Regions from separate parts of the Homo sapiens genome. Here region 1 is linked to region 2. A link is an interaction called in ENCODE POLR2A ChIA-PET data of the cell type or tissue named here. Cell type or tissue: GM12878. All regions are shown on one strand. Each heading gives the region's core, and the rest is flanking DNA. Links, peaks and the distances in the headings are about the cores only.

Evidence for each region. ChIA-PET counts read pairs that join two places held together with the same protein. Peaks named below come from ENCODE experiments on the same cell type or tissue, not always from the same donor. Only the 100,000 strongest peaks of a DNase experiment are listed, where the experiment ranks them.
Region 1: POLR2A ChIA-PET joins it to region 2 with 7 read pairs; 6 of 35 experiments call an interaction of 5 or more read pairs at or near these places.

The regions. Positions count from the first base shown.
Region 1 is chr22:42,456,297-42,460,691 of GRCh38, reverse strand. No RefSeq gene overlaps it. Among named protein-coding and RNA genes, the nearest start is that of NFAM1, 26 kb to the right of the region's middle. RefSeq lists an enhancer at 2,386-2,545. In GM12878, for the core only: a CTCF peak has its summit at 2,176 (motif pointing right); a DNase peak (open chromatin) is centred at 2,391.
Region 2 is chr22:42,181,817-42,186,211 of GRCh38, reverse strand. All of the region lies in intron 2 of TCF20 (transcription factor 20), which reads left to right. Among named protein-coding and RNA genes, the nearest start is that of CYP2D6, 53 kb to the right of the region's middle. In GM12878, for the core only: no CTCF peak of the experiment used is centred there; a DNase peak (open chromatin) is centred at 2,511; H3K27ac peaks cover 371 bases.

The sequences.
Region 1 (4,395 bases), core at 197-4,196, 270 kb before region 2:
CGTGACCTTAATCTCTAGCCATAGCAAACTTCTTACTGCTCCTCTCAGGCACCACCATGCTCCACGGCGCCCATGACCTTCCACAAGCTGTCTCTTCTACCTGGGATGTTACTGCCGCCACCATCTCCCAGCCAACTCCTAGTTATCGTACAAAGCCTAGCTCTAACTTCGCTTTCTCCAGGAAGTTTCTGTGACCCTCGGTGAGTCTCGCAGTATCCTGGTTTACCTTTGCCACTGCTCCCATCACATCAAACTGACACTTTGTCCCATAGGACTGTCAAAGGGTCTTAGTCACCTCCGCATCTCTAGGACCTGTCTTGGTGCCTGGTACCTCCAAGATGTCAATGTTTGCTCAACTGGCCCCAGCTGATCTCGTGGGTCTCCTTATTGAATATTGAGCCCGCTACAGAAAGCAGGTGCTGCATCCGAGGAGCATTTAGGCGGCGCCAGCTCACCTCAAGCTACAGAAACATGTGGTCCTAATTCCTTCCTCGCTCTCCTCTTTAGCTTTTTCTTAACCTCTGATTTCAGTTACCAATTAGCAATTTAGCAAGAAACACCTTCTTTGTCTTTCCGAAATGTGTCTCTACTAAGGTACCTTTTCCTTGGGGTAAAAAAAAAAAATAGGGGACGGGATATACTAAGTGAATGGGGGAGGGGAGCCAATTAACATTCAGCTAAGAAAGAAAATGATTTCTCCTATCAGTAGTAAAAACTGACAGCTCTATCAGAAAACGAGCCCGGGGAGCCACAAAGCCTGGCAAGGCAGGGTGGGGAGGGAGGCGTCTGCAGCCCTAATCAGGAGTGATAAAGATGGCTGAGGGCAGAGTCCGCTGCTGGGAGCCAGGGAATCCAAAGGATTCAGGCGTCCAAAGGAATCACCTCGGGAGGTGGAACAGTTGCCTTCCACCTCCTCCCTCCTGTCTGATCTGGCCCCAGGCAAGAGGACTGGTACTATTCAGGTTTTATACCTGAAACTTACAGCTCCGACTCTCCAAACGGCCTCTCTCTATGCACTCCTTTCCTCTGACCTTATCATAAAAGGCGGCCACGTGCTGTCTATTCATGGTAGCAGGATGGTCTGGGGAGAGGAGGCTCCATGCGCGAATTCCAGGGTTGATGAAATTGCTCCGGCCCTCTGGATCTCTCCCCGCCATGAATGAATAAACGGGTTTGGGGGCAGGGTGGTGAAATCAAACTCCAGTGTTATCTGACATACAAGTTCTTTCTTGAGTGCCACATAGGTAATTTGTTATAAATCAGAGCTTAAACACCAGATCGGATTTCACAGAACTCAATTCCATCGCTTTAAGATGAGAAGACGTGCAGAGAAGGATGGGAGAAACACCCCCATTCGGCCTGGCAGAAAAGATATTTAGCGTTTTAAAATGTAACCATTGATCTTCTGCTTGAAATACAAATGCATTTTGCTAAAAAAGAAGACGTCAGTGAGATTGAGACAGGAAGTGATGGAGAGAAACCAAAGGCTCGAGCAGGTTGTTTAATTGGAAACAGCGAGAGGCTGTTTTCGGTCACATTTTGTGTACAGTTCCAGGCCACGCTCCCTCTCTCATATACGATCATGAAACATAAAGACACGGGAACAAGTTCAGTGCCTGAGAGCATCGACGCCTCCCTTGAGGTGTGTGTGTGCCCATCACCAGGATGTAGGGAAAAGGAATAGTCTCAGCCTGTGTACAGACTGGGATTTCTGCAGACGCTAGTCTTCAGCAGACACCAATGGGGGAATGCAGAGAGGTCCAGGCCCCGCATCTTCAGAGACTATAGCTCCGGGGCTGTGGTTTTCTGAATCACTCCCAAATGCTTTTGAACTGGGTTTTTTTTTTTTTTTTTTAATTAGGTTTCTTGTCTAAAATGCTCTACATTTTTAGTGTTCTTAGTACAGGAGGTATAACAAGGCAGTTAAGCATTTAATACTCAAGAATTGGGCTGGGCGCAGAGGCTCCAACCTGTCATCCCAGCACTTTGGGAGGCCAAGGCAGGTGGATCACCTGAGGTCAGGAGTTCGAGACCAGCCTGGCCAACATGGCGAACCTCTGTCTCTACTAAAAATACAAAAATTAGCTGGGCGTGGTGATGGGCACCTGTAATACCAGCTACTCTGGACGCTGAGGCAGGAGAATTGCTTGAACCTGGCCAGCAGAGGTTGCAGTGAGCCAAGATTGCATCACTGCACTCCAGCTTGGGCAACAGAGCGAGACTCCATCTCAATTAAAAAGAGAAGAAGAAGAAGAATGTGTCTTTCGAGATACACTGATGATTTTTGAGGTTAACAGCAAGGAAACGCTAGCTGTTGTAATAAATAAATCCCCTAATATAAATCCCCAAATATTAACGTCTTAACCCAAAAGACATGTGTTTCTCACTCACATGACTGACCAGTGTGAGTGTTTGTGGTTGATGAGGGGGTTTTCCCCCATACAGTGATTCCGGAGCACATCACCTTCCATCTCCTCTGCCTAAGGCTTCATCATCATTGCCTGCCTCAGTCAGTGGGAAGGGAGAGGGGGTAGAGAAAGAATAACTACTACTTTTTTTTTTTTGAGACAGAGTCTTGCTCTGTTGCCCAGGCTGGAGTGCAGTGGCGTGATCTTGGCTCACTGCAACCTCCCGCCTCCCGGGTTCAAGCCATTCTTCTGCCTCAGCCTCCTGAGTAGCAGACACACGCCACAATGCCTGATTAGTTTTTTGTATTTTTAGTAGAGACGGGGTTTCACCATGTTGGCCAGGCTGGTTTTGAACTCCTGACCTCCAGTGATCCACCTTCCTCGGCCTCCCAAAGTCCTGGGATTACAGGTGTGAGCCACCATGCCCAGCCTAAGAATAACTACATCTTGATTGCATTGGCAGTGTGCAAAGCTGACTCAATATTCAAAAATTAATTAGGCAGGGCACAGTGGCTCACACCTGTAATCTCAGCATTTTGGGAGGCCGAGGCAGGTGGATGGCCTGAGATCAGGAGTTCGAGACCACTCTGGGCAACATGGTGAAACCCCATCTCTACTAAAATACAAACAATTAGCTGGGCATGGTGGCATGTGACATGCGCCTGTAGTCCCAGCTTCTCGGGAGGCTGAGGCACGAGAATAGCTTAAGCCCGAGCCCCGGAGGCGGAGGTCGCAGTGAGCTGACCACTGCATGCCACTGCACTTCAGCTTGGACTACAGAGTGAGACTCAGTCTCATAAAACAAAAACACAAAAAAATTAATGCAATTTAGCATACCAACAGGATAAAGAAGAAAATCATAGGATCATATCAATTGATGCAAGAAAAGCTTTTGACAAAAATCCAACACCCATTCATAATTAAAAAAAAAAAAAATGGCCGGGCGTGGTGGCTCATGCCTGTAATCCCAGCACTTTGGGAGGCCGAGGCGGGCAGATCACGAGGTCAGGAAATCGAGACAATCCTGGCTAACACAGTGAAACCCCGTCTCTACTAAAAATACAAAAAATTAGCCGGGCGTGGTGGCGGGCGCCTGTAGTCCCAGCTATTCGGGAGGCTGAGGCAGGAGAATGGTGTGAACCCAGGAGGCAGAGCTTGCAGTGAGCCGAGATCACGCCACTGCACTCCAGCCTGAGTGACAGAGCCAGAATCAGTTTCAAAAAACAAAAAACAAAAAAAAAAATTCCCAGCAAACTGAGAATAGAGAACTTCTTCAACCTGATAAATAGCATCTACAAAGAAACGTACAGCTAATAATACCACACAACTTGATATGTTGGGTTTTCCTTTTCAGTCAGTTCAAAATACTTTCTGACTTCTCTTTTGACTTCTTTTTTGACCCGTGGATTATTTAGAAGTGTGTTATTTCGTTTTCAAGTTATTTGGGCATTTTCAGAGCTCTTTCTGTTACCAATTTCTAATTTAATTCCATTGTAAGAGAGCATACTTTGAATGACTTGAGTCCCTTTAAATGTACTGAGACTTGTTTAATGTCTCAGAATATTGTCTATGTTGGTAAATATTCTGTGTGAACTTGAGAGGAATGTGTATTCTGCTGTTGTTGGGTAAAGTGTTTTATAAATGTCCATTGGATCGAGTTGGTTGATAATGTTGTTCAAATCTTCTATATATTTGCTGGTTTTCTGTCTATTCATTCTATCAATTTCTATGTATTTATTCAGAGGTGGGATCTCACTATGTTGTCCAGACTAGACTCAAGTCCTGGGCTAAAGTGCTTCTCCTGCCACAGCCTCCTGAGTAGCTGGGACTACAGGTGATACACGGCTATACCCAGCTATTCTATCAATTCTATCAATTATTGAAAGCAGGGTATTGACATCTTCAACTATGATTGTCAACTTTTCCATTTCTCTTTGCTGTTCTATAAGTTTTTGCTTCAAGTGTTTTGAAGCTCTGTTATTAGGTA
Region 2 (4,395 bases), core at 163-4,162:
CAGTATGCACATTAGACCAACCACATTTATTCTAAAAAGCTAGTCAAGCCTGGAACTTTTGTCTTAAGTACACACAATTAGCCCTTAGCCAGTGAGTGGCTGGCTGATGTTTCATACTGACATCATAATTGATTAAGTGTGTATTTAATGGATTCAGTTTCTGAAACTGGCACTTTTGCCGGAGCAGCTGTAGGACATAAGTGCAGATTCTAAATCCATGTACCATAACTTGAGTAGCACTGAGTAAATGGACCTGAGAAGAACTGGACAAGTCTCTGTCCCTCTGAGGTTGACTGGGAAGCCTTGGTGGTACTGGGCCGTGGTGCAGGTCCCAGAGGCTGGTGCCAGAGCCCATTCCCTCAGTCTTTGTGTTAATGGCAAGTTAAAGGTTCTCCAGCCAGTCTCATGAGCTTTTCATGAAGAAACGTAAGGAGATCGTCTAGCTCTAAGGAAGTAAGGACCAAAACACCTAGGGCTATGTATGTATTGCTTTGGCTAACACTTTGAAGTAGTCTTTAAGAAGCTTGATAGGATGCAGAGTTGCATCAAAGAAATGCTCACAGGGCCTTGAAGGGTAGCTCCTTGTATGTAGCCCATCTAGCTGCCACGTAGTTGGCATTGATAGCTGGGAGGACAGCGGCTTCCATCCTAGATGTAGGAGGCATAATTAAAAGGACAAAAAACTTTTTGCTGGTGGCCAAAAATGAACACATACCTTGTTCCACATTCTCCAAGCTCCACCAGCATCAGTTTTGTAACTCATTGAAGAGTATCCTCATTAGTTGTCTTCAGGCTCTCAAGTTTGTCAGACATTGCATTCATTCCATCAGCCCACATTTACAGTGCCTATGGTGTGCCAGTCCTTGGGGGGTGCAAGAACAAGTCTCACAGTTTAGGGGAGATGGACAAACATGAGTAAGTAAATATTGTGAGCATGAGCAGAAGTGTGTGCCATGCTGGATAAGAGCCGTCTTAGGCACAGTAGTGGAGGGTAATCTGCAAGGCTTGAACAAAACCAGTTGTCATCAGTGTGCTATAATACTACTGTGACCCAGTTGCTTTGGTGTTCTGAGGCTGCTCTGAGATGCTAATTAAACAGGATGATGATTCAGGTTGCTGTTATATCTCATAAGAAAGAGCCTTTCTGTGAATGAGCAGGCATCAGGCTTGGAGAAGGCTCCCTTAAAGCTTCCCTCAGATAAGGATTAAACAACGCTAGTTGACTCAGTCCTTGCAGTTTGCTACCTCAAGTCAGCGAGCCCTGCCTCTGAGACAGTGACAAAGTCTGGTGAAAGGTTCAAGCTCTGTATCTGGGCCACTTTCCGTTAAAACATGTCCCAAAACTAATAATACCTTTTATAATTTATTTCCCAAGTTTAGAGTATCAAAAAATGTGAGGTTCTTATTAGAGTTCTTTAAAAATAGTTTTTATTCCCTTCCATAATAAAAAATTTACTATTAAAAGATTTTGAAGTTTGGGCCATTCCTTATTTTTAAAATGTGTCTTAATTTAGAAATCATGCTTGGAGCCCCCAATGTGTCTCATTCTTCCTGGGGAGCAGTATTGTATGGACTTACCTCTGCTTGGAGTGAATGTAGTAACACTGTGGTCAAAAACAAAGGACATTTAGCTGTGCAGTGACTTTAATATATTATTTGTAGCATAGGAGGATGATAATGCAAATAGCTACTCCAGGTAAAAAGTATAGAATAAAAATTTAATTAGAAATTGTACTGGCCTGGGTATTGATTTTTGGGTAGAAGGGAAAACCTTACACATGGAAGATACTATAGATAAGTATTTATATTCTATCTTTGGCACCTGGCACCTAGAAAGTACTTTTCAAATGTTGGATAGTTGAGTGAATGAAGGGGGCTAACAGGCGTCATGGTATGGTATGAAGAAAGTTGAACTTGGGGTTCAGAAGAAAAAGAGGTAAAGTTCTAAGTTCTCTTACTAGCTATGTGATCTTTAGCAGGTCACTTTGCTTTAGCCTCTTGTTTCTTCTACAAGAAAAACAGATGTCGAAGACAGACCCAGAGTTCCTTCTTTATTGATCTCCTGATGTCACAATTTGCCTAGTGAAATTGTAGGTTTCACTAGGCAAATTGAGGGAGAAATCTGTTGCATTAAAGAACCTAAGGCCAGGTGCGGTGGCTGATGCCTGTAATCCCAGCACTTTGAGAGGCTGAGGTGGGCAGATCACCTGAGATCAGGAGTTCAAGACTAGCCTGGCCAACATGGTGAAACCTCATCTCTACTAAAAATACAAAGATTAGCTGGGCGTGGTGGCAGGTGCCTGTAATCCCATCTACTCGGGAGGCTGAGGCAGGGGAATCGCTTGAACCCGGGAGGTGGAGGTTGCGGTGAGCCGAGATCATGCCATTGCACTCCAGAGCGACAAGAGCGAAACTCCATCAAAAAAAAAAAAAAAGAACCTAAAAGGAAAATGAACAATCACTTGAGAGTCTTGGGAAATCCCCGTGTATTAGTTTTCTATCATTGTCATAACACCTTACCACAAACTTGTTAATACAGTTCTGCTTACAGTTCTGTAGGTTCAAAGTCCAACACAGGTGTCTTACTGGGCTGGAATTGAGGTGTGGGCTGGGCTTTGGAAAAGTCCAGAGTCTTAGGGGAGAACATGCTTCCTTGCCTTTTAAAAATTCTGCAGCTGCCGCCCTGTCCCTTCTCCCATCTTCCAGGCCAGCAGCATTGCACCTATGACCCTGCTGGCAAATCATCAGGTCTCCCTGAAGCTGACAACTGTAACTCCCTCTGGGGGGGAATCGTTTGCTTTTATGGGCCTGTGTGATTAGATTGGGCCCACCTGGATAACCTAGCATATTCTTCCCATCTCAAGGTCCTTGACTTAATCTCATCCACAAAGTTGATTTTGTATATATAAGATCACAGGTTCTTGGGATTCTGCCTACCATATCCCAAGATCTGATTGCTCTGTAGGAGACAGAACACTGAATGGCTCTCAGGAAACCAGTAATCCAGTAATCCTAGCTCACCCAGTCATTGTGTCTCTCTGGGTTTCTTTTTTCCGCATCTGAAAAGTTGGGGAGTTGAATTAGACCAGTGGTCCTCAAACTGCATTGTACATCAGAATAGCCTGGAGGACTTCTCACAACACAGATTTAGGTGGGGCTCAAAAGCGTGCATTTCTGCCAAGCACAGTGGCTCACGCCTGTAATCCCAGCACTTTGGGAAGCCAAGGCAGGTGGATCACTTGAGGTCAGAAGTTCAAGACCAGCCTGGCCAACATGTTGAAACCCCGTCTCTAGTAAAAAAACAAAAAGTTGCCAGGTGTGGTGGTTCATGCCTGTAATCCTAGCTACTTGGGAAGCTGAGGCACGAGAATCACTTGAACATGGGAGTCGGAGGTTGCAGTGAGCCAAGACTGTGCCACTGCACTCTAGCCTGGGTGACAGAACGAGACTCTGTCTCAAAAATAACCCAAAAAACAAAACTGCATTTCTGACAAGTCCCTGAGTGTTGCTGATGCTGCTGTTCCAGGGGACCACACTTCAAAAACCACTGAACTAAACTGTCTTTAAGGATCTTTCTCTAAGTCCCTAATACAGCCTGAGAGTCTTTCCCCTTTGGATGCAATGTTATAAATTAATCATAGTGGAGTTTGCACACTGCTTGCCAGGTTGTGGAGTTGAGGTAGGAAGCAAATGGACATTGTTCAGATCTAAGCTCCACGTCTTCTCTTTCCTCTTGTAAACCGGGATGGTGATGAGGCCTGCTGTGTGGTTGCTTTTCATGAGATGGTCTTTGTAGATTATCTAGCATATGTCTGACACATGGTCATCTTGGGTCACATTTACTTAGCACTTTTGACCCAGCCACTGTTTTAAGCCTGAATTAATTCATTTAACCCTTATGACATTTCTATGAGGTGAGTGCTATTATTAGTCCCACGTCTGTAGGTTGAGGAACAGAGGTTAGGAGTTTGGCCAAGAAGGCAGAGCTAGAAAGTGGAGCCACTTACCAGGCAGTTATTTAGGTTCCAGAGCATGCATACTTAACCCTTCTACAGCAGCACCCAAGTTTCCTGTAACAAGGCTAGAGGTGGCCTGGTCCTGGGTTTGGGTGATTTAGTGCTTGACAGTGTCATGGTAGGCCCAGGTCTCTCCATCTTGCCACTCTTCTGTCCTCAGCAGGCTGGCTTTGTCTTCAGGGCTGTCCCCTCATGGTGATACTGTGGCTGCCACAGATCCCACTGTCTAATCCTCACAGAGGCTGCGCAAGAAAAATTACCTGTTCCTCCCTCTTGTCTCTTTTTGAGAGGGTGAAACTTTCATGCTTGTAATCTTAGCACTTTTGGAGGCTGAGATGGGAGAATTGCTTGAGCCCAGGAGTTCAAGGACAGCCTGGGC